6 separate regions of the Mus musculus genome follow, and regions 1, 2, 4, 5 and 6 are each linked to region 3. Evidence: chromatin loops called from intact Hi-C (ENCODE). Cell type or tissue: left cerebral cortex. All regions are shown on one strand.

Region 1 (5,000 bases), 71 kb before region 3:
CCCAAAGTCAAACTAACCTTATACATGCTGAGTGTCTGTCATGGGAAAGGATCAAGTACTTTTTTTTTTTCCATTTTTTATTAGGTATTTAGCTCATTTACATTTCCAATGCTATACCAAAAGTCCCCCATACCCACCCACCCCCACTCCCCTACCCACCCACTCCCCCTTTTTGGCCCTGGCGTTCCCCTGTACTGGGGCATATAAAGTTTGCGTGTCCAATGGGCCTCTCTTTCCAGTGATGGCCGACTAGGCCATCTTTTGATACATATGCAGCTAGAGACAAGAGCTCCGGGGTACTGGTTAGTTCATAATGTTGTTCCACCTATAGGGTTGCAGTTCCCTTTAGCTCCTTGGGTACTTTCTCTAGCTCCTCCATTGGGAGCCCTGTGATCCATCCATTAGCTGACTGTGAGCATCCACTTCTGTGTTTGCTAGGCCCCGGCATAGTCTCACAAGAGACAGCTACATCTGGGTCCTTTCGATAAAATCTTGCTAGTGTATGCAATGGTGTCAGCGTTTGGATGCTGATTATGGGGTGGATCCCTGGATATGGCAGTCTCTACATGGTCCATCCTTCATCAAGTACTTTTATTTTGTATAATTAAGCCGTTATGTTTCTATAAGAGGGGGCAACTGTAAGTACAGTAGAAATGCTGCTATTCATAATATATAATCATCTCAAATCTAACATGTACAATGCAAAACACATGTGTATGCTCAGATAAAGGCTCCAGCAAGATCATGTGACATAACCTGGGCAAGCATTGCCAGACATATCCCAAATTCATTACATATCTGTTTTTGGCTTCAGTTTTAGTTGCACAATGCAAAGTCCTTCACCATTGCCAAAGTTTTTGCAAGCTCTGCATTCAGTTACACAACCCCATATGGAGTCATGGCCCACAGCTTAAGACACTGGGCTCTAAGGAACACATGGTTTCCCCTTGTTCTCTTTCCCAGTTCTACAGACCGTACCTGGAGTCTCAGCAGCACTGGCTGCCACTGAGCCAAACCTCAGTTCTGGTACCTGCATTTCATGTTCCGGTTGAGGTAGTCATGTGTTCATCTTTGCAATAAGGGAGGCTTTTTCTCCATAGGCTTTCTGAGAAGAGAGAGGGGTTTCACTGGAGAACCATGGGCTTTCCTATTAAATAGATCTGGGAAAAGGATGAGATAACCTATAGGTTGGCCTTGAGATTGTAGATAAATTACTTAATTTGAACACTGCTTTCTTCATTTATAAGTTAGAAACTGCTGGGCCTGAAGATCTGAAACTGCCAAAGTCTAATCCAAAAACTATTTGACACGGAGACTCGAGATTCTAAGCATTTAATTAATTAATGCTACACTTTATTTAGTTTCTTTGTTTTCAGACATCAAAACAAAGCCCCTGGGAAAGTGTCTTTCAAAGTCAAGGTCTTGTGGCCTATAGCAGTGTGTGGACCAGAACTTGGCCCTCTTATCCAGGTGCTGGGTATAAAATCTTGTCAAGGCTAAACATGTATTCTGCTGCTAGGTGACACCTCAGCCCCCATTTTTTTGTTTTGTTTTGTTTTGTTTTGTTTTTTGCTTTTTGAGGATCGAATGGCAGCCTATTATGCGGTGAGTTTGATGTCGTCACACAAATATTTAACTAGTGTTTGAAGCTGAAGTACCCATACTTCCTCAGTGATGCTGACAGACTTCCCCACATGAAAGAGATTTTTCACTTGCCCTGTAAGGACTTACTGAATTGTAACAGGTCAGTAGAGTAAAGAGGATGCCACTGAGGAGAAAACTGAAATGAATCAGAAAGCTCTTGGCATCTACCCGGTTGCTGATAATCCAACAGGCTTCATAGATGGGAAGGTGTCATCCCAGGAGAATAAGAAATCCCTTTAAAAAGCCATTTTGATTGTGGCTACAGTGTGCAATGTGTTCTTCCTCTGATGCTTTGGGGCTCACTTTCCTAGGCTTGAGGACTCCAAAAACAAATGATTTTGACACGATGGCATAAATTATGTATGAGTATCAATTGAATATTCAAGCATAGTGAGTTTATGGAATCCAAGAGAATGTTTCCATTGAGTCACTGCAATGCTGCTATTGTTAGGATCAGGAGCCAGCTGATCCCTTCTAGGGAGGCTTTGTGCACATTTGAAAGAGGCACCCCCTCCGGGTGATGCAGTCCTGCGGGTACATGACTTGGCAAGCAGAGGCCAAGCTGAATCTTAGGCCCCTTTTGTCCCATTGGCTGGATGCCTTTGTGCAATGCACAAACTGCTCCCCTTTAAGTGGCACTCCCGATTGCCATTGGAACCCCGTGCCAGAAGAAGAGATTTACAGGCTTAAGAGTGCCTGTGTTGCTCTTCCTTCGAAGAGGACATTTGAAAAATGCAGAAGTGACAGGCGTTTTTTCTGTTACCCTCACCCCGCATTCGATTGCAAGGGGTAAAAGTGTCAGATTCAAACATCCCCTGTAAGCTGATGAAGGCTTCATGATGGAGAACTAGGTTAGAATCTTTTACCCAATCTTTTGTTTTGTTTTGTTTTTCGAGTCAGGGTTTTTCTGTGTAGCCCTGGCTGTCCTGGAACTCACTTTGTAGACCAGGCTGACCTGGAACTCAGAAATCTGCCCGCCTCCGCCTCCGCCTCCGCCTCCGCCTCCGCCTCCGCCTCCGCCTCCGCCTCCGCCTCCGCCTCCGCCTCCGCCTCCCCGAGTGCTGGGATTAAAGGCATGCGCCACCACGCCCAGTTTCTTTTACCCACTCTTGATGGTCCGAACCTGAGGGTAGCGCTCCAGGATTGGCCACTTTGTGATGCCACAGCAGAGAGGACAAAAATGTTGCACGGGGTTGTGGGTGGGAGGCAAAGAAAAGAAAGAAAAGGGATGGTTAAATCATGGGAATCAGACTGGACTTCAGGCTCTATGACACAAGGGCGTAGCTAGACATCTTCCCACATCTCCTGGTTATTTCATGTAAAATGGTGCTAGAGAAAAGATGAGTTTGACAGAAGGAAGATGGTAGTCTCCACCTCTGCACCTTTTTTGCTTCATAAAATTTAAACAGGGTGCGAGGAAGCAGGAGGTGCAAGAATGCTAACCCATGCAGACAAACAACCCTAAGAAAAGCCAGTTCTTCCTAGCTGCAGGACAAGGAAAAAGATCACCTTGCAGAACAGCTTAGTTGGAATCACTCTACTAGAGCTAAGTGTCATGGCAGGAACCTACCACTCACTACTCCCATCAGTAAAACTGAGTGAAGAGCCTACGCCTATCTTCTTACCCAGCTGCCCCCAAAATTCTCTTCCTCCATCTCAGTCCATGGAACTAGGGAAGACCCAGTGGGGAGGCAGGATTCTTATAGGCACTTGGCAGAAATGAGCCTCCTGCAACTTCTCCTCCAGGTGCTAATGGGTAAGGAGCCAGATCTTCTACATTCTCTCAGCATGATTGGGTGCTGTTCCCAATGCAGGTGGTACCAGAGGGGACAGGATGGGAAGCCAGTAAGAGCTAACTATATAAATGCCCTGCTTGTTGCTGATTTTTGGCCAACTTGATATGCTAGAGGTATGTGGGAAGAAGAACCTCAATTGAGAAAAGGCCTCTACCCACATTGCCTGTAGGTGTGTCAATCAGGTGTTTTCTTGAAGGAAGGGCACAGCCCATTGTGGGTGGTTCTACTTCTGGGCAGACAGCTGATCCTTGGTTGTACAAGGCAGCAGGCTAAGCAAACCATGAAGAGCAGGCCAGTAAGCAACATTCCTTCATGGACGGTTGCCACGCACACTCCAGTGAAGTCTGCTTGACAGGCTGAGAAGCCTGGAAGCACTCACGAGGCAAAGAGTTTCAAAAGGAACTCACCTCCTGGAGCTTTGGCGTTTTCATTAACCTGTATACTCACATTCTATCCCCGCGTTAGTCTAGTGTATGGATCCACGTGCTCTCTTTTAGTATTATCTTATTATAAGTGCCTTTTAAGATTGAATTCTGACATAGCCAGAGCCTTTGCCAGTGTTCCAAGGTTCCAGAAGCCGACAAGCTTAGAATCCTGTAAGAATGCAGTAAGGAAGTTACCTATTCAGTAACTAATTAAGCCAAAGCAGCTCAAAGCTGGTCTGCAGAGTGTTTACCATGAAAGAGCCAGGGAATCCCACTGAGATAGAAATCTTCAGTACAGGCTACATTGCATATTAGAAGCAAGTTGGTGAATTCTTCTGACAAATGGAGATTCTCCATATACTTAAAAGTTAGACTCATATAAGAATTTAGCAAGGCCTAGAAAATAGGGGGGTTGTGGTATTGCATTATTCATGAGAAGGTCTGCTAAGAGCAGAACCCCCTGGTGCTAGCCTTCACAAGGCTCAAAGGAATAGCACTAGGGTGTGAAATCCTTACCTGTCATTAAGCTGACCCTAGGCAGGACTGTTTTATCTTTACTGTAAATATTACCTGGTTCCTGTAAGTCCCTTTGTAGTCACTCCTTTGTTTTGTATCAGGTAACTTCAATGTACTTTGCCTGCTGTGACTCCCGACCCCTTGTATTTTCTGTACTATATAAGACCGGTGTTCACTTTGTGACATACATTCAGATTCAACACAATCTCGAGTGTTGGTCTGTCTGTCATTCGCCGACTCTTTGCCCACCTGCGACCAGAGACCCATTCCACGCAGACAAAGAGACCCAGAGGGTTTGCGGCAGAAGACAGTCTTAGCTCCTGCCTCAAGTTTCTGCTCTGACTTCCCTCAATGATGGAGTATACCTGAGACTTGTAGAAATAAAGTAAACTCTTTCTTCTCCAACCTGCTTTTGGTCATGGTGTTTTATCACAGCAATAGAAACCCTAAGGTAATGTGCTGTACTGTGCTATACTATACTACACTATACTATATGATAATCTAGTTGTAACTAGATTTCCCCAGCACCCATTTGGCAGAAGCCTGGGGTTGGAGGCTTGAACTTACTCCACCCAGCAGTAAGGCAATATTCTTCTGGTTTTGTGCTTCAGTGGAAGCC
Region 2 (5,000 bases), 94 kb before region 3:
GGTTCAATTCCTAACACCCATGTCAGCTTACAACTGTCTATAACTCCAGTTACAGAGGATCTGACATCCTCCTACAGATATACATGCAGGCAAAACACCAATGCACATAAAATAAAAATAATAGTTTTTTAAAGATAGATAGATAGATAGATAGATAGATAGATAGATAGATAGATAGATGGATGGATGGATGGATGGATGGATGGATGGATGGATGGATGGATGGTTGGATGGATGGATGGATGGATGGATAGATAGATAGATAGATAGATAGATAGATAGATAGATAGATAGATAGATAGATAGATAGATAGATACACAGACAGACAGACAGACAGAAACATATAAAATGAAAACTCTGAGCCAGGTGAGGTAGCACATACCTTTAATTTCAACACTCAGGAGGCAGACTCAGGCAGATCGCTAAGTTCCAAGGCAGCTTGGTCTACAAAGTGAATTCCCAGGATAGCCAGGGATACACAGAGAAACCCCATCTCAAAAAAAGAAAAGAAGGAAAGAGAGAGAGAGAAAAAAAAAACCTGAGCTACACTGTCAAATAACGTGTGTTAGTTGCTATTTAAAAATTGTAAGTATTAAATAAGAAGATGCTGCACATCAGATATTCACGATTTTTAGTCAAAATCAGCTGTGGTACAACCCCATCCATCCCTCAGGAGGCAGGAGAAGTATAAACTGTAGCTCTCCCAGAGCTGTGTAGTGAGTTCCAGGCCAGGAAGCCAACGCTTGTGTGACACATCTTCAAAGAAACAGATCAAGGTTAAAAAAACAAAAGCCAAGTTCAAGCCTCAGGGAAGGTTATGAATACATAAGAGCACAGTTGTCTACGTTCTTTGGCACTTTTCTGTTACAAATATGCCTTTTTCACTGAGAATGTCATATGAGCATATAGCATTTTGACATAATCCCTCCTTTCCCCTCGTCCCCTCCCCTTCAATATCTTTCCTGTCCCTTCCTACCCCAACTATTCCCTCACAGTTTCTTGTTTTTGTTTTTCCCCCACTAAGTCCACTTAGTTTTGCCTGTTGGTGATTGGGTGTAGGACCATCTGCTGGAGCGTGGATAGCCTCTCAGGGACCACTTCTCAGCAGATAACTATCTCTGCTTCTCACAACATCCATCAGTTGCCTGGCTCCTGGGTTGGTTGTGGGATTGCCTAACCACCTCCCTATCCATGCAGAGAATTCGTCTAGCTGCACCTTGTACGTGCAGTTACAGCCAGTGTGACTCCCCCAGGTCCAGAAATCACTGATTGGCTCTAGCCATCTGCTGCCCCTGGATCTTGCAATCTTTTGTCCCCTCTTCCTGGATGATCCCTTAGCACTGGGAGCCAAGCATGTACTACAGCTGTCTCCTTGAGGCAGAGCACTCCAAAGTCAACTACTGTCTGCACACTGACCAGTTGTGAGCTCTGTACTCATCATCATCTACCACAAAAAATAAGTTTCTTGGATGAGGGTTAAGAGATGTGCTATCTGGTAAGCGTTTGGGAGCTCATTTAATGCTACTTAGCTAAACACAAAGTAGTAGGTTTATTTAATGACTTGGGTTCATTTCCAATAAAATATCTTGGATGTCATGAGTTTTGCATCATCAACACACTAGGAGAATTCTTTTGAAAAGTGTTTTATGATTATTGTTAAACTTCATAAATGATTAAACTTTATTCATCACATATTAAATTCCCAGAAGGGAATTATTGTATCTCATATTGCCATGCAAACTTGCATCATTAAACTGTAGATTAATGTATACTATTTTTTGTTTTGTTTTGTTTTTTTCCAGACAGGGTTTCTCTCTGTAACCCTGGCTGTCCTGGAACTCACTCTGTAGACCAGGCTGGTCTTGAACTCAGAAATCCATCTGCCTCTGCCTCCAGAGTGCTGGGATTAAAGGCGTGCGCCACCACTGCTCGGCTTACTATTTTCTACCTATGATTCAAGTAACTAGTATAGGAAACAGACAAATAAAAGCTATCAGGAAAATATTTGCTACTATAAGGATATGATTTAGTGAATGCTCAGCTAGCAGCTATTTTTCCTAGGAATTGCTCCACTCTACCAGCAGAGGGCGCCCTGTGCACACAGGGCCAGCAGCTAAAGTTCATTAGCATCTTACCTCTTGGCTGTCTCTGAAATGAATGTGAATGCAGGCAGTGTGTGGAGATCAAAGCTACTTGGCCTGTTCCTACACAATTCTGTGGAACGTCAAGATTTTGTAAGACATCTCTCAACATCAGTCTAAGAGGGCCTGAGTACACCCTTGGTCCAAATGAGAACCCAGACTGTAATTATAGTTAATGGCCGTTTGGGGACATTTCTATCAATGTCCAATGATGAGTGAGGGACATGTTAGCAGAAATAAGGTCGTTCTGTTTCTCTTCTGCTAGACCAACTCTACCATCACTTTGTATAAACAAAATCACGTTGAATTTGGAATCTTAGATTTGGGTTTTGGTTTTTCTTGGAGCAGAGCCTCTCCATATAGCCCAGGCTGGTTTCACAGACCTCTTCCTCCATCTCCTAAGGAGGATCTCATTCATCCTTGGCATTTATTACACATGTTCAATGTAAGAGTTATTCATATATATATTTTCCATTTTCTCTCTCCACAAAAGGTAGTTCTTGGAAAGGGAAAATAGAGAAAGACTATTCTAGATACTTACAGAATAAGTAACGATGGGCTGGGTAGAGAGCTCAGTAGTTAAGGACATTGGCTGCTCTTGCAGAGGATCCAAGTTAGGGTTCCAGCATACCCCCAAACTGCTTACAACCCACTGTAACTCCAGGGCATCTAGTGTTCTCTGGTGGAACATGCCCGCACGAGCACACACACCCCATAGTCACACATATTGCATAACCAAAATTATTTTAAAAAATCTTTTTAAAATGAAAAATAAAGAAATGACATCAATATCTCACACTATCAAGAAGAAGAAGAAGGAGGGGGGAGGGGGAGGAGGAGGGGGAGGGGGAGGAGGAGGAGGAAGGGAACTACAGCTGTAAAGAGACACTTTTCAAAACGGTGTTTGCCTCTCTCTTTGTTAGCCCTGTCAACAGCAAATTATTAGCCAGATTTGACATTCTCTGCCTTGACTGCATTACAGAAAATCAGAAATAGAATCAGACACCCCTTGACCTGGAAGGCACTGACAACTGCTTCGTTTTTTCCCAGAGGACCAAGACCCTGTGAGGGTGGAGTATTGAGATGGTCTGATTGACTGCTAAGCTGGCATCAGAATCCAGATCCATTAACCCAGCCCACCTTGTCTGTCATGACATGTGGCCTTGAGCTAGACCTTTAGCTATTACACTGACGTTAGAGTAAAGTCTGTCTTAACTCAAGAATAGCCACAATATCAAAACAAAAATATGATTATTTAAGACCAGTGACAGAGCAAGTGCTTACTTCGCCTGTGTTAGGCACAAAACCCAACGTTATGACCCCATGAGGAGCCTGAAGAGGCTAAGGCAGGAGGATCCTAGACTTCAGGTCAGCCTGGGCAGTTACAGTTTGACACCAAATTTGAACCTTTCTATTCTTTGCTTTTCCCATTTAATTCATACGTAGAAACTTTCAATGTAGACAATATTATATCAAATGATGTGTTTTAGTTGCAAACACTTTTTCTCTAATTAATATTATTATGACATATGATGGTATTGGGGGGCAGCAGGAGAGGGTACCTGGTGGGCCCATGCCAAGATGCCCCCTGAGAAATCACACCAAGCAACTGACCTAGTATAATGGAGGTTTACTAGAGACAAGGAGGGCAGTTAGGGCCTAGAGAAGGAGAAGGAGTAGAGGCAGACAGATGGGAGCGGAGCAATGGGAACAGAGAAGGGGGAACAGGGAAGGGCAGAAGTGAGGGGGGGCAGGAACACATGAGAATAGAGAGAGGGAACCAGATGGCAAGCAGTTCTTTTATATGCTGTCCATACCTGGCAGCAGCGGGTAATGTCAGCAGATGATGGCATAAGCTGTTGCCAGGTCCCTGGGAGGAGCCTAGCAGAATCACCTATAAGCAAACAGATACACTTAAAAATTCAGAAATATGGCTCATGTAATTTTGTAAAAGTTACTTTTGTTGGTAATAAGGGAAATTAAGGGCTAGAGAGATGGCTCAGCGGATAAGAGCACAGACTGCTCTTCCAAAGGTCCTGAGTTCAAATTCCAGCAACCACATGGTGGCTCACAACCATCTGTAATGAGATCTGATGCCCTCTTCTGGTGCATCTGAAGACAGCTACAGTGTACTTACATATAATAATAAATGAGTTTTTTTTAAAAAAATAAGGGAGATGAATATTAAAAAATGTTGTATATATTCAGGAAAATGTTATAATGAAACCTATTATTTTGTACGACTAGTATACACTAGTAAAAAATTTAAAAGTCACTTTGCAAACATACCAAGAAAACCAAATTTAGAAAACATTATTTTAAGTTTGTAGTGTCCTGCATAGGTTATCTTGTCCAGTGTCATCATAGGTAATTCAAAGACAAGAAAGTCATGAGCACCTCACTCTGGTAGAACAGTTACACCAGAGGGGGGGTGAGGGGAAGGGGCAGAGGGAGAGGAAGGGGAGGGGGAGGGGAGAGGGGAGGGGGAGGGGGGAGAGGGGAAGGGAGAGAGGGGGGGAGGGGTAGAGGGAGAGGGAGGGGAGGGGTAGAGGGAGAGGGAGGGGAGGGGAGAGAGAGGGGAGGTGTAGAGGGAGAGGGAGAAGAAGGGGGAGGAGATCTGCCTGACTCTTCCTGAGTGCTGGAAGGAAAGGCCTGTACCCCATCACTGCCAGGTTTTCTGTTGTTTGTTTGTTTTGTTTTGTTTTTAAGATTAAAATTGTTGGGCTGGCAAGATGGCTCAATGGTTAAGAGCGCTAATTGCTCTTCCGAAGATCCTGAGTTCAAGTCCCAGCAACCACATGGTGGCTCACAACCATCCGTAACGAAACCTGATGCCTTCTGGAGTGTCTGAAGACAGC
Region 3 (5,000 bases):
AATAAACCAACAAAGTCAGGAAACCTAAATTTCCTTGTGGACACTGCTACACACCAATACTGACACACGCAAACACGTTTATCAATTAATAAGCACCTCTAAAAACTCAGCCGGTGGGACAATTTTAAATGAGAGATTTAGATTTTGTTTTATATGTATGAATGTTTTGTCTCCATGCATATTATATGCACCAGACCTGGTGTCCATGGAGATCAGATGAATGAGGGTGTCAGGTGCCCTGGAACAGGAGTTAGCAATGGTTATGAACCACCATGTGGGTCCTACGAAGGGAACAGAGGTCCTCTGCAAGAGCAACAAGTGGCACATTTTAATAGTTCTGGATTATGAATGTGGACACGGATTCAGCCAAGAACCGCATGCCTGGGGTTGTAGATCAATTCAGTGATAGACTGTGGACTACTGAGTTTATTAAGCTACTAAAACATTATCTTGTCCCAGTACTTTACGGTAAGTCTATGCGTTGGGGTGGGCAAGAGCCTGCTTTTTCAGCTGTCGTTTTATCACAATGCAAAATGAGCGATGGTACTCAAGTAAACAAACCACTTATTAACCAGTGTATTGTACACCAAGGGACAAATTTAAAGCTTCCTAGCCTACTGAAAATCTAATCCTATCCTTGCCAATTAACCTTATTAATACTAGAGTAGGAGAAGAGAGAGAGGTCAAAATACGGTGAAGGCGCTACTAATTTCCTCCAAGATCTGAAACAGTAACGAAGGCATAGCAGATATTGTATCCATTTTCAACTTCCAACACCTTCGCCTTCTCCGTTTTCCATTGGTAAGACACCGGCACCGATAACAATGGTGATATTCAAAATACTGCATTGGCTACGAGTAGATTTATTACCCAACTGAATCCATGCGCCAAGTATATGGACACACATTCTCTAAAATAAGTGTTGATTGAAAATCCCCGTTAATGTAAACAAATATGTCAATCACAAACCGCACCTAATTAATTCTACTCAAGACTTAGTAGTTTTAGGTACTGCCCCAAGATGTCCAAAATTCTCTTTATACGCTGAAGGTTTGAAAAATGTAAATCCTAGGGATCAAGCAGTATATACTGCACAAGGAATGGAATACCTTTCATAAACTATCAGAAAAAAATTAAAGGTCACCCTTTCCGCGGGGCCCCGTTATTCTAATCCTTACCAAATCTGCTTCACATTGCCTTAAATCAGAGCAGCACTGATGAAACTAAATATCCTGCTTTTGACAGAAAAATCACCAAGATTAAGGCTCTGAACGTTTTCTTCTTTCTCTCTCTCTCTTTCTTTCTTTCTTTCTTTCTTTCTTTCTTTCTTTCTTTCTTTCTTTCTTTCTTTCTTTCTTTCAACAGAAGCGGAGGGAGGTTAAACTCTCCGAACGTCCTCCACACACTATAATTTGACACAACTTTCCTGGTTTAATATTAAATACAATTTCAAACAGAACTCTCCAACTTTCAATTCAAATCCAACCTCTCCCTCCTTGAGTTCTCAATCAGAGATGATACAAGTTCAAGCCATGGAAAGCAGCTCCCGCGACAAGCGGAGCGGGATACCCAGCTCAAGCTCCGGGCGGACTCCATCTAAAATCGAGGCTGGCGGGACCCGGACACCGAGCCGAGAGCGAGGGCCCGAAGTGGCCCAGATCCAGGGAGGGGAGCGGCGGCCCGACCCCATCTTGCGGTCCTCCCTGCGGGCGAGGAGGCCCGGGACGCACGGCTCTCCGCTCGGTAGCTCCGCTCCGAAGCCACCCGGCCTGGTCCCCAGCTCAGAGCGGCGACCCCCCGACGGCCCAGCAGCCCAGCCCCACGCACCTGCAGCTGGGCGGCCGCGGCCGCCAACGCGCTGTCCTCCGCGGGGCGCCGCCCGCCGACTCTGCGCCCGCGGCCCGGCCCGGCGAGGACGCGAAAGAGAGCTGCGGTGCCCGGGCGCGCTTCGTGGGGCCCCTCCACGCGCGTTCGCGTTCTGCTGACTAACGGCTCCGCCGCGAGGGGCGGCCGCCGCCGGGGCTCTCCGGCCCGAGGTCCCGCGCGGCCGTGGTCGCCGTCCGCAGCGCAGGGCCGGTGCTGCCTTCTCCGCAGCCCGCCTTCCTTGGCACCTCCGAAGGCCGCCAGGCGGCGGAGCGCGCGGCCGCGGCGGGCGGGAGCTGGGAGGGCGGCGGGGGGCGGGGGGGCGAGCGGCCCGGTTCGAGCTGCTCAGTGACTGGAGGAGGGCGCCGAAGCTGACCCGGGCTCCGGGCTGCAGGCGATCAGGGCACCGGCCTCGCCCACCTTCCACCAATCACAAACTGCGCAGCGGAGTCGCTACGCTACGGAGCCGGGAGACAGGTTGGGAGCGTTCGGCAGGAGGCGGGGATTGCGGAAAAGAAGAGCCAATAGGAACGGGGAATCTCCGTCCCTCCGCCGTGATGGACAGCCGCGTTCGAGCCAATGGGGGAGTTCTAGATTCGAAGAAAGCCGGACTTGCACCTTGGGTCCGAGGAAGGCTTTCCGTGAAGCCGGTAGTCGAGGATGTGCGGCAAGGCAGAGCCGAGCGTGACCTCCCTAATGAGTCACGTGGGCCGACCTGGGGCTGGGACGGAAAGAGTAGAAGAACTTCTTCCGGGTCACTGTCCTTAGTCTCAATCTGGGGCGGGAACGTCTTTACTCTTTCCTGTAACTTAAAGGCTGCACCGATTTACAGTGCTTGAGATTTTGGTGATGAGTTCCCAGAAAGGCAACGTGACTCGGTCCCGGCCTCAGAAGCACCAGAATACGTTCACCTTCAAAAATGACAAGTTTGATAAGAGTGTTCAGACCAAGGTAGGCCCTTGCCTGTTGTTCTGACTGCCATCCCAGGGGAAAAAAAAGTGACAGAGAGAGGAAAGGGGACAGAGAGAGGAAAGGAGAGGAGTTGGCGAGCGTGGACTGCAGCCCAGTTAGTCTTGGCTGCAGTGCAATCGTGTCTCAAATATTCTTCCCACGCCCTTTCTTTGGCTTGGCTCTGTTCCGTGAATCTATCTGATGGTCAGCACATCTCAGTAGTGGCGCCGAGACTGGATAGGGCAGCTTAAATTCATCCAACCTAAGGTACCGATGGGGCGATTGACGCCTTGGATGCTCCCACCTGGATCACGCCCCCGCAATAAGAAAATGAAATGAAGGCACTCGTCCGAGTGTCTCTTTGCAGCGACTGTTTTTCCGAGAACTCCCAAACCCATAAGTTTGTAGGGAGTACGATCTTAGCGTCACTGTCCTTATCAACAAGATGTTATTTCAGTTTTGTGTTGGAGCAAACGTTTTGGCTTGTGTAAAAATGGTTGCTTGCTGTCTATACAATTAACTTAGCAGGACCTGTGTAAAGTGGAAGAAAACTCAGACTGTTTGTTACTTGAGATATGTATGACTAGTGATTCTGTGAATAGCGATCCCCTTCCCCATAACTGAATGGGGAGCGGATAAAGGCCTTTAGTCGTCCTGGAGGCCAGCTTACATCAGATAAAGTTAATATTTACAGAAACAAGAGCTCAAATTTCCTAAGTTTGTTCCTTGAAGTAATTTAGTAATTTCTGTGACCTTTAGCCTCAGATAAGAAATCTGATAGGATTATTCGGAAGCTAACAGAAGAGTAACTAGTCTGGGACATAACAGGTGGTCAGCAGGTGATTACGTTTAAAACATTAAAAAGGCAATCCATAGTAACTTGTACTCTGTCTTTCTCTTTCATTGTTTCTCAGATATTTAATAAATACCTTTCACGTGCAGGGTTCTAGACCCCTGGTAGACAGTGTTCAAAACTATTGATTCTGCCTTTACGGAGCTTGTAATTGTCTGAGTAATATGGACAGTCAGTCAGCAGATGGATCTGTAATTACAAATTTCAATAGAAGTTGCTAAAGGGAAAGGCAGTTCAGTGAAGAATAAAAAAAAATAGTTTAAGCAGGGCCCTCAGACCACATTAGCAGACACTCGTCCATAAACCTGCTTTTCCTGTATTTTAGAAAAATATTATGGAGAGAAGTTGGTAAAGAAAATGGATTAATCCACAATTTGGCCCGAACAGCAGTGGGAATAGTAAAGTATAATTTCCTCCCACTGCTCTGTAGCCATCTTAAAATCTGTGGAGAGCCTTGAAAGTAAGACTAGACCATACTTAAATATAATTGTGAGATACACTAATTAGACCTTTCCCCAGAGGAAGGAAACTGGGGCCCCAGGTTGTCTCAGCTCTCTATTCTAAAGACAGTTTTTAAATTTAAGACTGGACAGATAAAAATGGAGAGTTAGAGAACGTTCCCCTCTCCCCACTTCACCTCTACCTGGTTTTAATCTTTTGAGACAGGGTCTCACTATGTAGACTAGGCTATACTTGGAGTAATTCTCCTGCCTCAGTCTTCTGACCATGCCTAGCTACAATAGATGTTTTGTTAGGATGCTTATGTAAATAAAGTGGTTCTTTTCTCTCATTTGAATATATTTTTGAGGAAAGAGGAAAGAAGCTTGCTCTAGTCTTCCCAATGGCCAACAGGGTTAGCATACGCAGGACCTTCCAGCTTGATAGGAGGACTACCTAACAGTCAAGTGGTGCATACCAAACTCTGTAACCTGCCACTTTCTGAGCTTACTGAAAAGAGGCCTGCCTTTGTGGTCTTCGCTTCCTTTCTGGAGAGGAGATGGTATGTAATGAAACACAACTGGTGGTGTGGAACATTGTCATCTGGTCATGCCATGGTTAGTGACCTGTTGAACCCTTGGCACCTGTGATTACCTGTGAGACACCTGCATAAGATTGGGCCTAGTAATGGTCTGTCATGGAGTAGGTAGGACCTTAAAAGGCATCATCTCCCCTCAAGTGTATGCGTAAGCTATCTATGGTTGATGGATGGATGTTGATACAGTCATTTTCTTCAGTGGGGTAGCCATACAGCATTTGTCCTTGTTCCTGGAAATAGCCCATTTTTTGGTAAGAAATTGTAATTCATTGGTTCGCTGAACTGGACCCAGGGAGA
Region 4 (5,000 bases), 280 kb after region 3:
TTAAATTATCCTTTAAAAATCAGTCAAAGGATAGGAGCCGTGCATTCGCAGAAGAAACGCGGTGAACTCTTTGTAAGAAATGCTGTTCATCTTTGCTAATAACAGGCGCCACTGTGGTTATAGTTCTTCAAACCCATAAAATATCAATCTTATATGTGGCCTTTCAATATAATGAATTATTTCTCTGTTGGTGACATGACCCAATTCAAGCCAGATTAGAGTATACAGAAAGGCAGGTTTATTGGGAAACCCACTCTCTGCTCACTGGTCCCAAGGACAAGACCAAGGAAGTCTCCATGAGGATAGAGACAGAGGGGACGAGGAGGAGAAAGAGAGAGGAGAGAGAAAGAGGAGAGGGGAGATAGAGGGGAGAGAGAAGGAGGAGAGGAAGGGCGGGGGAGGGAGGAAGGGGTAAGGGCAGAAGGGAGAGGGAGACAAGGGAGAGGGGTGAGAGGGGAAAAGGGTGAGAGGGCAGAGGGGAGAGAGGGAGAGGGGTGAGAGGACAAAGGGGAGGGGGGAAAGGGGACAGAAGGGAGAGGGGAGAGAAGGGAGAGAAGAGAAAGGGGGAGAGGGAAGAGGGGAGAAGGGACATAAGGGAGAGGGGAGAGGGGACAAAGCAAGAGGGGAGAGATGGAAGAGATGAAAGGGGAGAGGGGACAGAAAAGAGAGAGGACAGAAGGGAGAGGAGAGAAAGGAGAGGGGGGAGAGGGAAGAGAAGGGAGAAGAAAGAGGGGAGAGAAGGGAGAGGGAGAGGGGGAAAGGGGAGGGGAGAAAGAGAGAAAGAGAGAGAGAGATCGCTAAAATGTCTGGATTATTTATGAAAGAGACTCTTGGGGGAGGGGAAGCCTAACCCTTGGGCCTAGAAAGTTCAGGGTAGAGGGTGAAGGTTGCAAGGTAGGGACTGAGGGATGCTGGGAGAACCTGGAGGACAGGTCCCCTTTGGCATGTTAAATATGCACCTCTGCTCTTTGTCTCCGGTCTCAATCCCAATACAATATACCACAGTAATCAAACACTGTGTAGTATGTATGAAGCTAAGGGCTCAGTCCCCAGCACCCCCACCACACACACCCCACATCACATTTGCATGAAATAACTGCCCTTGTTTGTCACTACTAAGACATGGAGGGGAATAAACTGAGAAGGAGAATGTAACAGTTTTCAAAAAATGAAAGGTACTCATGTCCTCTGACTCTACAGTTTAGCTCTGGAGACTTTATTCTATATGCAAACACAAAAATATTCTTGTAATTGCTTTTACACTGTATTGAAATGGCCTGCAAGCACAGGCACAGGCACAGACAACCGGCCCTGTGGAGCTGCTTGTAATCTACTGAAGCAGGTTACTCTGCAGGAACTGAGAATTCAATGGATGTTTCACAGCCTTCTCTTTTACATTTGTAAGTATCTAAACTTTGTATTGTCTTATGTATTGCTTCTTGAAATATATGTATATATTTAAATTAAAAAATAAAACCGGCACTGGGGCAACAGCAGTGGCCAGCACGTGGACGCTGCGTCTATAAATCCGAAGCGTGTTGAATCGTCCCAAAAGTTAACGCGGGAAAGGAAGATCAAGGTCTCAGACAACAGAAGTTAAACAACTGGGTTGGATGCTAGGCCAAAGCAAATAAGGGGCATTAATAGGGCAATTAGCAAGAGTTGGTTCTAGGTTTGCAGGTTAGCTCGGAGTCCTGCAAACTTTCTCTGTAAAGAGAGTTCATACTTTGGGTTCTGTAGAGAATGTGGGAGAACCTCAGAGGGTCCCCGGCCAGCTACTCAGCTCCGTGACATCAGCACAAAAGCAGATGGAGACAATGGGGATGCGCAGTCTGAAAAAAGGTAGTTCCCCTATTTACAGAAAATAGCCATGGAAATAGAGTTAAAATATTTCTGTTAGCAATTTGCCAAATGGTTGTCTAGCTTCTACTTGCACACCTCCACTGATGGGAAACTCATTTTATCTAACTCATTTCACTATAGAGAAACATAAATTGTTAGAAGAGAATTTGCTAGCTTGAAGGAAGTATTCTATGTGAACCAGAGGCTAAGGAAAAAAATACTATTTGAAAGTGAAGGGAACTGATGTTTGCTTCAAGTTGTAAACGTGGCAATTTTCAGCAGCCTTCAGTGGAGGTGAAGATAATGTTTGACCAGTATGCCACCTAGTGGCCAAGATATGAATAGACGCACATGAAACAATGTTTTCAAAAACTCCCAAGAGCCCAGAGTGGGTGGGGTGGGGAGGCGTTCCTCAAGTCTTTTTTAATCTTTATAAAAATGTTGCTACTAGGTGGTTATTATTTGAAAATGGTGATGATTGTGAGTCTGGCAACATTGATTCCATTTTATAGGAAACAGATGGCTAAGCTCGACATTCAAAGACGGCATCCAACCTAACCTGGCTCCCCTGTGCATGCCTGCTCTGCAGTCCTTTAACACACTAAATCTGGGCTACACCTGGGGCTCACTTCAGCCGTTAGAGTTCAGCGAGAGTAATGTGCTGATTCTGGGTGTAGGCCTTTGAGAACACCTGGAAGCGTCTGCTTTTGTGCTTCTGGACGGTATAAACCATGATTTAAGAAGTCTATACGGAAAGGCTTATTATTGAAGAGGCTGCGTAGACGGCCCAGATGAGAAGGTCCATAGAGATGAATAAGTACTAGTATTGCATGGAGAGTAAGCAAAAGTGTTGAAGGAAGTGAGACAGGGTAGAGAAGGAGGGGCGGGGAGAGAGGTGGCGGCGGGGAGTGGGGAGGGCGAGAGCATTTCACTACACAGCCCTCTAGTCATCTGCAAGACACCATGCACTGAACTAGCCCAGAAGAGCATCTACACTCAGTCCTCGGAGTGACATCACATTACACACAGCTGAACTCCATCAGCCTACAGGCTCATGGGAAAGTCGCTGTTTACAAGATACTCCATTTTGAGACAGTTCTCTCCCATCTAATAGATAATCGAAATGAGAGATCCTTACGAACAGCATGGTGGGATTATTGACTTCCTGTCTCTCTGCTTCAAAAGCGCCCCTGTTTCATGGGGTCTGTGACCATATGGTGGAGCCCTTGACAGAACCTTCCTCTGACAGCTAGTAATACCAAGTTTCATCAGTAGAGGACTCCAGACAGAGGGCTCCGAGGTGGAAGGCACATTGGGGTGCTCTCACAAGGCTCCGGAATTCCCTCTAGAGCAGTGGTTCTCAACCTTCCTAGTGCTTCGACCCTTTAGTACAGTTCCACAGGCTGAGCTGACCCCCAACCATAAAATTGGTTCATAACTACTACTTCATAACTGTAATTTTGCTACTGAACTGTTACGAATCACAACGTAAGCATCTGCTATACAGGATGTCCGATTTGAAACCATGGGAAGGTTGAGAACCACTGCCTTGTCTATCACTAGGTGCACGTGGTAAAGCTTTCTCCACAGTTGTGTGCTGCGTGCTTTCTCTGCCTCTTCATTAAAGTGACAGTCATGTGGCCAAGGGTCTCAGATGCTGCGAAGCCACACTCTTGCCTCGATTTTTGTCTCCCACACCCTTTGATTAGACCAACAGTTCTAGGGGCCTGGCAATCTTTGTTCTACCCAGCAGCCTAGTGTGCCCCAGCCCAGGCTGTGTTCAGGGGAAGCTACTCTTTCTCCTGGTTCCAACGGCATCTTCAGTAGTACCGTATTTCTTCTGGGTGGGCAGCCATCAGTCTTGTCTTACTCACGACTTGATGCTATGAACTCTATCTAATCCTCATACCACTTCTCTCTGTGTCTGCTACTATTCTTAATGGATACGTAGTTTGGAAAACTATATTCTGCTTGTCTAGTGACTAGGGAACCAGATCTGACCCAAGGCAACCAAGCCAACTTCTCTGTGCAGTGAGCCCAAACCTCCTCCCTCCGCAGGACCTTAGTATCTCCCTTAGTATCATCTGGCAGGTTTTAGGTTTTACTTTCTATTTTTTCCTTGCTCTTTGAAGGCACTGAGTGGCTATGACCTGAGCTCAAACTGATCCAAAATTACAGGACTTCTTTGCATTTTAACACTGACACACTTTTTTGTTTGTTTGTTTTGAGGTTTTTGTTTGTTTAAGAATTAATTTTAGTTACATCTCTATCTTAAGTATGTGCACATGAGTGCAGGTACCCATAGAGGCCAGAAGAGGGCGCTAGATCCCTTGGAATTGGAGTTAGAGGCAGTTGTGAGTTACCTGGTGTGGCTTCAAAAGTGCTTTTAGCCGTTGAACTGTCTCTCCAGTCCCACAGATTTACCTTTATGATCACAGATAAACTATTGCTTAGCAACAAGAGATGAATAATTAATATCCTGTTAGTACTAATAAAGCATCTCTTTATACAGTCACCCATGCACAATCAGCAGTGGAGAGAATGCAAAGTCGTGTCCCATAACGCCACGGCGATGGTGTTCTTGGGGAAAGCAATATCGGGGTGAAGAGAAACATCTTTTGCCCAGGCTAAGCAGACTGCATTTGAAAGCTTGATGTTTACTTTTCTAGGTCAAGTGTGATTTATCGTCATCTTCCGACTCAAATCTTTCATCTAGTAATGCAATGAATGTCCACCCACCTAATCAGTGACTGACATATGCACAGTACCAAATAATGCTGACAACAAGACAGAACTGGAAAGTATTCTAGAGGCAAAAATGTAAATGAGAGCGCATCTGAACATAGCCTTTAACTGGGCTAGCAGCAGTGCTGGTCTCAGAGACTGAGCAAAGCGTGTGAAATTGATTTGTTTCTGCAAATTTTAGTGTGCATGACCACATCTACCCACATTCGAAGACTCATCGCCAGTGTCGCTCAATCCAATTATCCGAATTTCAGAGGCATCTTGCTGTGACAATAATTGAAAACAATGTCAATTGCTTTGCTTTCTTTACATTACTGTATCAGTAGGTCAATAAAAATGGTTCCACATTTCTAATTCATGGGTTTGGTGTTTTTCTGCCCAATGAGAGAAAAGTTTGACAAATACACTATTAT
Region 5 (5,000 bases), 87 kb before region 3:
AATGCTGTCGGGAAATGTCCAATGTTCAAGAAGCAAATGAAGCTTTGTGCTGAGAGCTCGCGCCTGGGGCCCCTTCTGATCTTAAGTTATTGCTTCGATAGAATTGAGAGTGGGGTACGGAGTACGTAAATGAGCTATGGAGCTGCTTCTAGTCTGTGAAGACAACACAGGCAGAAATTTATAATGAAAATATACAGGAAACATTTCAGTTAATAAAAAATGTACTCAGTGGCGAGAAGGAGCCAGTTAAAGAAACCACTGTGGCTCCTAACAGAACCGTGGCGCTTCTAATCCAGTGGTTCTCAACCTAAGATCCAAGAGACTTGTGAGGGTTGAACTGCCCTTTCACGGGGGGTTGCCGAAGACCACCAGCCAACACAGATACTTAGATTATAATTCATAACAGTAGCAAAATTACTGTTGTGAAGAAGCAATAAAAATAATTTTGTGGCTTGGGGTCACCGCAACATGGGGAACTGTATTAAAGGATTGCAGCCTTAGCAGCGTTGAAACCCACGGCTCTAATAGGTACAATGATCCTCTATACCACTTATTTCAGAGGATGCTTGGACACCCAGGTTTGGTTTTTCTCTGTTGGTAGAGAAGCGTCCCACCTTACAGTAGTGGGCAGCAAGGGTTTCCTCTGGGAGACATATAGGTTTGGTTAAAAGCATTAGTCCAGTGAGTCGGCACACTATGTCTTGACAGGTTGGTCTTTAAAAATGACTTAAGTCGTCTTACCTAAAGTGTCTTTGTATTTAAAATAGGACGAATAAGAGCCCCCTCTTCCCAGGTGCTCCTGTAGAGAGAAAATACCTGAAGTACTCCAGGTCACCTCTTAGTATGTTATTGGTATTTATTTTAATAAAGGAGATATTAAGATGCCAGCTTAGACAAAGTACAGGATGCTAAAATGTTAGATTTGGAAGGCACCTTGGGCATAATCTTTAATTTAAATCATCTTACTTTTCATAAAATATCATAACTCACAGAGGTTGGATAGTGTGCAAGGACCCATAATAACCCCCCCCCCATCCTCCTCCTCTCCCTCCTCACCCTTCTCCATGTTACTTATACCAATTCTCTTTGTATTCATACTTTTGGTTAATAGAAAACACACTTTTCTGAAAACCAAAATAAAAATATTTTGCAAATGATTTGGAAATTGTTTCTGCCATTTATAAATTATAAATTTACCTTGACTACTTTAGTTGTTGCTTATAAACACCCAACTGCCATTTCAGACAGTCTTTCCATGATGACCTTGGCATTTGGCTAAACAGCCCAGCTGACCCTTGCCACAGCTCACCCAACCCAGGAGTGAGCCAGGAAACTCAGTCTTTGCCCCTTCAAATAGAGGCAGCCCCGCCTGTTCCGTTACCCTTAGCTTCTCTTGTCACTTTTAACTAGTTGGAAGAAAACAGTTATAAGTTTAGACAAGCCATATGTGTTTCATTCATTCCAATGACACAAAACATCTTTTTTAGAAATTAAAACTGGATGTGCAACAGTGCCTGGCAGGTAGCAAGAAAACAGAGGGAACACAAAACGACAGGTACTGTGTGGTCTCACACGTGAGGAATCTAAGGCCGCTGATCTCATGGAGGTTGCCAGAGGCATCAGTAGTGGGTAACAAAGACTAGGCAGGGAAGGGCAAGGGGGATGGGTAGATATGGGTCATCATGCACCGTGTAGAAAAAAGGTGTGGTGTTTAGTTTAGTGGATGACTATGGTTGGTATGCATACAGATATTTCAAAGTAAAAGTATCCAGGGGTAGTGGTGTATGTGTTTAATCCTAGCATCCCAGAAGCAGAGGCAGGTGGAGCATCATGGTTTTGAGACTGGCCTGGTTTATACAGTGAGGTCCAGGCTAGTCAGAGCTACTTAGAAAAACCTTGTCTCACTGGGTAGTTTTGGTCCATGCCATTAATCCTAGCACTTAGGAGGCAGAGTCAAGCAGATCTCTGAGTTTGGGGCCAGCACGGTCTACAGATTGAGTTCCAGGACTGTCAGGGATACACAGACAAACACTGACTCAAAAAAAAAACAAAAAAAAAAAAAAAAAAAGAAGGGAAGGGAGGGAGGGAGGGAGGGAGGAAGGAAGGAAGGAAGGAAGGAAGGAAGGGAAAAAAGGAAGAAAGAAAAAATCCTGTATCAAAAAAAATTTGTATAAAAAAATTAACTACAAAGATTTTTGACAGTTGTTAGCATGAAGAAATGAAAAATAGAGGCCAGCAGTTAAGAGCACTGACTGCTCTTTCAGATGTCCTGAGTTCAATTCCCAGCAACTACAGGTGGCTCACAACCATCTGTCATGAGATCTGATGCCCTCTTCTGGTGTGTCTGAAGACAGCAACAGTGCACTCACATACATAAAATAAATAAATAATTCTTTAAAAGAAAGAAAGGAAACATGTTTACAGCAACAGATATGCTAATTAGCCTGCATGGATCATTTCTATGTGAATACATGTATCAAGTTATAATGAATAAATAAATATCATTATTTGTGTCAATAACAAATAAAGACTTGGCAGTGTGGGCTTATAAGAATAGCTTTTAAGGAGACTTAGGGAGGAAGGTCATGATTCCAGGACAGCCTGGGCTACAAACTAAGTTCAAGACTAGCTGGATAATATAGAGAAACTCTGTTGCAAAATAAAAAGTGAAAAGGGGGCTAAATAGACTGAGGTAGAGTGCTTACACAAAGTTCTGAGTTAAATTCCCAGTTTCGCAAACAAAACAAAACAAACTTGTTAAAAAACATAAGTAAAAATAATAACGATGATACGGAGAAATGGAACAAAGGAGAGAACAAGGTTGCGGATGTTTTTCTGGTTGTTTTTAGGTGGCTAGGGAGACAGCCAGTCCTCCCAATAGCCTGGTTAGTCATACATTATGATTCCCATCTCAGGTGAAGCCACTGGCGGTCAGAGGGCAGCTTGCCTGATCTCATACAGCCAGGAAATGACAAGAGTTGGAATTTGAACCCAGGCCCATGTGTTGCCAAACTACTTCCTTTAAGTAACGCTTATTCCAACTCATGCTAGCCATGACATTTCTCGGATTGAGACGCTCTTAATATCAAAAGCGAGAAATCGTTACATAGTGTCCCTACAGCCGGCCATATATTCCGAGACAAGAAATCCTGCATGAAATTCACTAAAACGTGTCCAGAGTCTAGTAAGCGAGTGCCAAAGTACTCGAGTTGAGCCCCAGATTCCTCGGAAATAGTGGGAAGTATGAGGCTTCAATCCTACCCGGCTACCTTGTTTTCTGTGTTTTAGACAAGCTCTCGCAACCTCTGCCAGGCTGGTTTTCCTTCCCCCAGCCTCCTCCTCCAAGCGCAGGGCTTATACTTAGACACAAGGGCCCACGCTGTCAATATGGCTGACTCATCCTATCAGTTCTGACCCTTAGACTGTCAGGAACCAGACTGACTCTTGACAAACAGAAGAAGACTCATCCACGCTTTATTTGCATAAAAACCTGCCTCTAAATTCAGCATCTTTATGATGAATCAGCTCCTCTTTCCCGGCCTTTCTGGGAGCAGGGATTCTGTGCGCTCCTCACTGGCTTTCCCTCAAAGTGTTTTTCCAGTCCACTTACAGTTGAGAACAGATGTAGATGCTGGCCTACTCCCAACACCCTGCAGCTAACTCCTGACTCCACGATTCCCTGCAGACCGAGCGGGGCTGAAGTAGAAAATGATTTCAGCCCATGGCTCTATCTGCATCACTCACTCCCAATTCAGTACTAGCCCAAAGGAACCAATCCTATTTGCAGTCTTCCTTTCAGTTCGTACTGAAGTGCGTACAGGGCGCACCACATTTCGGTGATTTAAGGCTTCGTTCTCCCTCCTCTGGCCCAACACCATCGTTTGCCAGTTTCCCTGACTCTAACAATAGAAGGGAAAAAAGTCTTTGGAAAACCGGAGACACACAATAGATCAAGATTATCTGGCCTTGGCTACCAACGCAAACGACCATGAGCTCAGACAGAAAATAAAGTAGGTCTTTTAAAAAGTAAGTGCTTCAGGCCAGAGAGATGACTCAGCTACCAAGAATGCATCCTCTTTCAGAGGAACCAAGTTCAGTTCCCCGTACCCACATCAGGCAGTTCACAACAGCCTGTGACTCCAACTCCAGAGGATCCTATGCGCCCTGCCGAACTCCTCATGGGCACCTACATATGCAAACTTAAAATTAAGAAATAAATCTTAAAAAAGGAAAAAAGAAGAAAGTAACTGGCGATCATTTAAAACACAAAATTAGAGCACGCGGGGCGGGGGGGGCGGGGGGGGCGGGCAGGCAAATACAGTGTAACTTTGAGTCACTCGCAAGTGCTAACGTCAGCTGGGTCATTTCCGCATCACTGACAAATACAGGAAACTGTCCTGTGTTGATAAAAAGCAGATGAGAGGACAGCCATCCTTAACACGATCCTTTATTCCAGTAAAGCCACAGACGTAAAACCGCTGCTGCAGCAGAGAGAGACACAGGGGGACCGGATAGCATCTTCACCGCCCTCGGTTCTGGGAACAGCTTGTGGTGCTCACAGACCTCTAGTCCGGAGTCGTTGCTGAGTATTAAACGGGTGCATCCTGTGCTGACATTTGGGCAAATCTGAGGGCTCAAGAATCTACCTACGGTCTTCTTTTCTATCTGTTCGAGTAAACTGGGGATCTGGCATTCCCTAAAACAACCATACTGGTCTCATTCGCTTACTCACTCACTAAATGTTTGATCTCCAATCATGAATCAAGTTCCTTCTTAGGCCCAGGGAACAAAGTTGAACTAGAAAGACCGGGAGGCATGGCCCCAGTCCATTTTTGCTCTCTATGGGCAGATTTTAAGCCACCTTCATCAGACTAGGAATCATGTGGAGCTTGCCAGTGATATTTCAAAGTGACTATGCCTTTCTGCTGATAACATCATTTTTTCCTCTCCAAGGATTTTTTTTTAAAGTTACAAAATTTATAGCCCAGAGTGATAGGAAA
Region 6 (5,000 bases), 82 kb after region 3:
CTAGAAGTTTCCACGTCAGGAAAATAACAGGAAGTAAGAGTATTAAAAGAAATTTGTCTGAGTCAGGTGGCAGTGGCACTTGGCTTTTTTTTTTTTTTTTTTTTTTTTCACCCATCAACTGTCAGTTTGAAATTCTTAAGTCCCTTCATTTCATGTCTGTCAAGCAAGATACTAGCTCCTTAACATATGTTTAGCATTCATTTTAGGTGTATGGGTATTTTGCCTCCATGTATGTCTGTGTACCACATGCATGTCTGGTGCATACTGAACAGGTTGTTTTGATGAAGATATATGTCAGTAGCTGGAGGGGCGGGGTGCACACCTTTAATCCAAGAAGTGGGGAGGCAGAGGTGGGCGAATCACTGAGTTTAAAGCCAACCTGGTCTACAGAGTGAGTTCCAGGACAGCCAGGGCTACACAGAGAAATCCTGTCTCAAAAAAGCAAGCAAGCAAACAAACAAAAAGTGTGTGTGTGTGTAAAACAAAATTAATGAAAACAGAGACCATGGATTTGAAAAAGATCAGAGAGGGGTACACAGGCTGGGATGGAGAAAAGGGAAGAGGAAATGATAGAACTATATTCTACTTAAAAATGAAAACAAAATTTTAAGAAGAAAAACAAAATTACTTTAGTTCATTAGTCACCCGGGGAGAATAAAACGCATGGCGTTGCACCTGCGAAAGAATTATCCACCATCATGATGAATGTGTGCACGCACACGGGTGAATGTAGACTGGTGACAAGAACAGCTTATCCTGAGAAAGTTTCTCTCTCTTCCCCTTTCCGTCGTCCCTTCCCCCCAACCCCCACCCCATTTGCTCCAGTTCTCACACTCCATAGAACTGTGTTGCTTATTCCTTTCAGGATTGCTTCAGCTCTGGCTTCTTTCTCACACCTCCTCGTTAGGTTGAGTGACAGGTAAAACGCTGTTGTCTGAGATGTATCCGGCAGAGAAGAGAGTGGGGTGTGGATCCGCAGCTACCAGAACTTGTTTGAATCCCTCTTGCTCTGTTGCTCTCCATCTAGCCTCCATCTTCTGTGTATCGGGATCTAAACTGATGTTCACGGAGGAGCTTCAAGTGGGTCTGGACACGGCCATCTTCTCCCCATCTTCCTCGCCTCCTACTGTTCTTGCAGTAATCTAGGGCCCTTGGGTGTTTGGGATATAAAGGAGCTTTTTCTGGTCTCCCCTCCTCGAGGGCAGAGAACAACAGAAACTAAATAAGAAGCGGGGGGCTATGCATGGGCATTTAGTAGCTCTCAAGTAGCCGAGAGATGATACATACGGTAACTAGAGATTAACTTTCTTTAAGGGAGGCCTCTTGTGCAGATTTTTTTCTTTCAAGAATGACCAACAGTTGTGCCAAGCCCTGGTGTTGATATAAACACCATTCTGGCCATTGAGCACCGATTTCTAAGAGCTTTTTCATCCTCTTTGACAAGACACTTCGTCCAAGGAAGACACAGTCCAGAGGTTAAATACAGAAGACATCTGTATTTATTAGACTGGGTGCTATCGGGAAAGCTGTAGTTATGTTAAAAATAACATGCGATTCAAAGTTCACAGGATAAATATAGCCAGCTGGGAACAGATGAGTAATGTCGGTATGGTGGGCTGTGCTCCCAACCAGGGGGTGCTGAGTGTTGGAATTCAGTTTTACTTTTGATATTCCTTAGGCATTCTCAAGGTACAAAGCAAAACTCTGCTCTTGGGACTGGAGGCAGACATGACATAAAGAAGGGTCTGTTAAGGAAATAAAAGTGTCCTTCTATTTTACGACTACATTGCTCGTTCGGATTGTGCCGTTCTTGTATTCCGCACTGTGTTTCCATTGACCTTTTCCTGGCACGGCCGTGCTAAAACCTCTTCCGATAATCAAAGTATGTAGACAGCTACCCTGAAGATGGGAACTGGAAAAGACCAGCTAGCATCCAGGACTCACGGCCACAACATATAAGTTGCATGGTTGCTTGGCTTAGCTCTGTCTGTTGTCTTTGCTTGATATGGTGTAGGAATTGAGCCCAGGGCCTCTCCTGTACCCGGCATGCTTTGTCCCAGAGAACTGCCTTTCTCCCAGGGAACTGCGCCCCCATCCCCCAACCTAATTTTTAAATTTCACTCTTTGTTTTTCCTTTCTCTTGTGGACTTTATAGAAAGGCTCCCTTTCAAAATTCTAGCCATTTTACCTATTTTTAAAGAAGGGTCTTAGGTTCTTGTGGATCAGCACAGGCAGTACACCCTGGGGACACATTACTAGTGCACATTCTTTGGTCCACCCTACGGACCTACTGTACCAGGAACTGTGGGAATGGGACCCAGCGACACTGAGTTAACAAAATTCTCATGTTGGCTTGAGAACCACAGTTCCACCAGAACTAAGGGAAATCGCGCCCCCTGGAGGTCGCATGACCACAGCCGCCAGAAGTAGTTGCATCAACCCAAGCAGTCTAGAGGCAGAGAGGCAGCAGGGTTTGCAAATCTTACTGCCTCTCTCCATACAAAGTGACGACTGCAGGCAGCTTCAGAGGCCCGGGATTGATTTAACTATAAAGGATGGTGCCAGTTTGAAGATGGGTGAGTATGGGTGTATTAAAAAATAAATGAGTATTTGCTGATCTGTTTATCGTTTCCATTTCTGGTACTTGGTTCACTTCCGTATTCAAAATCTTGCAAGGGACCTCCATTGAGCCTTGTCTCAAACCTCTGCAACAGGATCCTGTTCTCGTATTCAGCTCTTACTTGCCTCCCACGTGGAGAAATGCTGCTTGCTTTCTTCTGTGTTTATGCTGCCAGGGCAACAGCAGGAGCCGGTATAGGCCTCTGACAACTGTGCTCTTTGCTGGAAGCAGCCCCTGCAGGGCAGGAGCCACCATTGATTCCCTTTGATCCTGCCTTAGCACACTGTTCTTGGTGAGAGGTGTGAAAAATACTTTCAAACGAATACATGGACTAATTCAGCCCGTAGTCTGCATGCGCTAGGCATTTCTGGAATGGCTCAACCGGCTTCCTTCACCCAGTTCCTCTCAATGTGAAATGCCTTATGCCCAAGGTCAATAGGGAATACCTCATGTCTATCTCTAGCCTGTCTAAACCCCATCTGATGAATTCACTGAGTCTCACTGTTTTGGGGATGAGTACAAGAAAAAAATATATGTACATATATATATATATATATTTATATTATATATATTTGTGTTGTGTTGGTTGAGGACTTAACACATACCACATCGCCTTAATTTTAAAATCAGTTTATGAGGAAGATATTATTATTGTTATTATCAAATGTAATGAAATGGATGGAAACAGGGCTTAAATAATTTGCTTAGGAAGTAGAGTGAGAGATTTCAAAGCTAGTACTAAAACCCAGGTTTGCTCTACCCTTAAGGTCAATTGTCTTAATTTAAGTCTACATGGGTAATAGACTAAGTACAGATATTCAAAATGTTCAAACTCAAAAATTATTAATATAAATAGACCATAGAAATCTAGACTGACGTTTTGTTATTCTTTTTAAAACAAGATCTTACTACACAGTCCAGATTTAACGTATATCTCAGTTGTCCTGGCATTACATACATGCACTACCATGTACTGGAAATTAGAATTGATGTGCTAGTCAGCGAATACAAATACACTGATGTCCTGCCAGTTAGGCTTTTCTCTAGGAGCAGAAAAATATAGGGCATGAATAAGGTTGACAGGTCCTTGATCTTTAAAAATTATTTTCTTTAATCCCACCACTCGGGAGGCAAAGACAGGAAGATTTCTGTGAGTTTGAGACCAGCCTGGTCTACGGAGCAAGTTCCAGGACTTCCAGGGTCACATAGAGAACCCCTGTCTTGAAAAACCAAAATCCCAAAACCAAATAAACCTAAAAAGAACTATTTTGCATTGGGAAGATTTGATGGAAGAGTCTGTCCTGGGCAAAATGAAGAAAGCACAGGCCCTGAAGCTAGGGAGACTGGAGGGAACCAATGAGCAGAAGCCACATCCACAGACCCCCATCCTTGCCCTTAGGAGGACTAACTCTGATCAAGACGCCCTGGCATAGGTTCTGTAAAAGAAGGAACCCAGCCCAGGCTGTCCCAGAGTGTAAGTCTATGACCATAGGAGGGAAAGTCAATCCTTTTGGTTTGTGCCACTAACACTGTCCCCAGAGCCTGAAAATGAGTGAGACTTTAGCAAAAACTCAAGTAATCTCTCTCTCTCTCTCTCTCTCTCTCTCTCTCTCTCTCTCTCTCACACACACACACACACACACACACACACACACACACACACACGAGAGAGAGAGAGAGAGAGAAAGAGAGAGAGAGAGAAAGAATAAAGTATGTGAGTAAACTGATCTTTTAATTAATTAATTAATTAATTAATTAATTTTAAAGACATGGTTTCTCTGTGTAGCTCTGGCTTTCCTGCAACATACTTTATAGGCCAGGCTGTTCCACTCACAGAGGCAGAACCAGTTCCCAGGTCTTTCTGGATGTGCCAAGCACCAGCAGCATCAGAAGGTGGGCCTGAGTCTGTTGGTAACAACACACCAGAGAATAGCTCCAATCTAGCAGTCCATGAAATTATATGTCCTTGCCTAGATGCAGACAGGGAGGAGCTACCTTGTCTGTAGCAATACCAAGCAACATAGCAAGGCCAATTACAAATGAACCTGCTTTTTGTTATCACAGTGCACGTACAGCTAGAAACCAGGTTAATGACAAAATGTACCTTCCTACAGGGGTGGGGGTGGGGGCGGGGAGCAAGCATTTCCACAGCTGTCTCCAGGGCTGCTGTGTCACTGTCCAGCTGTCTCCAGGGCTGCTGTGTCACTGTTGTAATCTTGGGTTCAGTTAATGCCATCCTTTGTTTTTTTCCTTGCTCAAAACTTGACATTCCACATGGCTTCCACTCACTTTCTTTGACCTACACATCAAGTCACTTCTTTCTGTCCTCCAGGGTACTGCCACCTTCTTCTTCTTTTCGCCTTCTTCCTCTTTTTCCTCC

What was found. Hi-C counts contacts between places; a loop is a spot of excess contacts. Peaks named below come from ENCODE experiments on the same cell type or tissue, not always from the same donor. Only the 100,000 strongest peaks of a DNase experiment are listed, where the experiment ranks them.
Region 1: a loop joins it to region 3, with 2.1 times the contacts of the local background. A loop is called at or near these places in 16 of 42 quality-filtered maps.
Region 2: it touches region 3 in a loop (5-fold over the local background); 14 of 42 quality-filtered maps call a loop at or near these places.
Region 4: a loop joins it to region 3, with 3 times the contacts of the local background. A loop is called at or near these places in 8 of 42 quality-filtered maps.
Region 5: it touches region 3 in a loop (3-fold over the local background); 15 of 42 quality-filtered maps call a loop at or near these places.
Region 6: it touches region 3 in a loop (4-fold over the local background); 20 of 42 quality-filtered maps call a loop at or near these places.

What each region holds. Positions count from the first base shown.
Region 1 is chr19:21,721,203-21,726,202 of GRCm38, reverse strand. Gm41818 (a long non-coding RNA gene) reads right to left here and starts at 2,608. Exons shown (of 3, transcript XR_003952858.1): 1 at 2,582-2,608. In left cerebral cortex, no CTCF peak of the experiment used is centred here; a DNase peak (open chromatin) is centred at 2,164; H3K27ac peaks cover 987 bases.
Region 2 is chr19:21,744,687-21,749,686 of GRCm38, reverse strand. No RefSeq gene overlaps it. Among named protein-coding and RNA genes, the nearest start is that of Gm41818, 24 kb to the right of the region's middle. In left cerebral cortex, CTCF peaks have their summits at 2,085 (motif pointing right) and 4,175; a DNase peak (open chromatin) is centred at 2,092.
Region 3 is chr19:21,650,421-21,655,420 of GRCm38, reverse strand. It overlaps 1110059E24Rik (RIKEN cDNA 1110059E24 gene), which reads left to right and starts at 2,630. Exons shown (of 4, transcript NM_025423.2): 1 at 2,630-2,814. The coding sequence starts at 2,713. Abhd17b (abhydrolase domain containing 17B) reads right to left here and starts at 2,112. Exons shown (of 4, transcript NM_146096.3): 1 at 1,828-2,112. In left cerebral cortex, a CTCF peak has its summit at 2,117; DNase peaks (open chromatin) are centred at 1,723, 2,424 and 2,897; H3K4me3 peaks cover 3,679 bases; H3K27ac peaks cover 3,127 bases.
Region 4 is chr19:21,370,699-21,375,698 of GRCm38, reverse strand. No RefSeq gene overlaps it. Among named protein-coding and RNA genes, the nearest start is that of Gda, 99 kb to the left of the region's middle. In left cerebral cortex, CTCF peaks have their summits at 1,977, 2,176 (motif pointing left), 3,097 and 4,147 (motif pointing right); DNase peaks (open chromatin) are centred at 2,187 and 3,118.
Region 5 is chr19:21,737,095-21,742,094 of GRCm38, reverse strand. No RefSeq gene overlaps it. Among named protein-coding and RNA genes, the nearest start is that of Gm41818, 16 kb to the right of the region's middle. In left cerebral cortex, a CTCF peak has its summit at 2,358 (motif pointing left); a DNase peak (open chromatin) is centred at 3,516; H3K4me3 peaks cover 907 bases; H3K27ac peaks cover 1,334 bases.
Region 6 is chr19:21,568,780-21,573,779 of GRCm38, reverse strand. No RefSeq gene overlaps it. Among named protein-coding and RNA genes, the nearest start is that of Gm38486, 25 kb to the left of the region's middle. In left cerebral cortex, a CTCF peak has its summit at 2,409 (motif pointing left); DNase peaks (open chromatin) are centred at 2,394 and 2,774.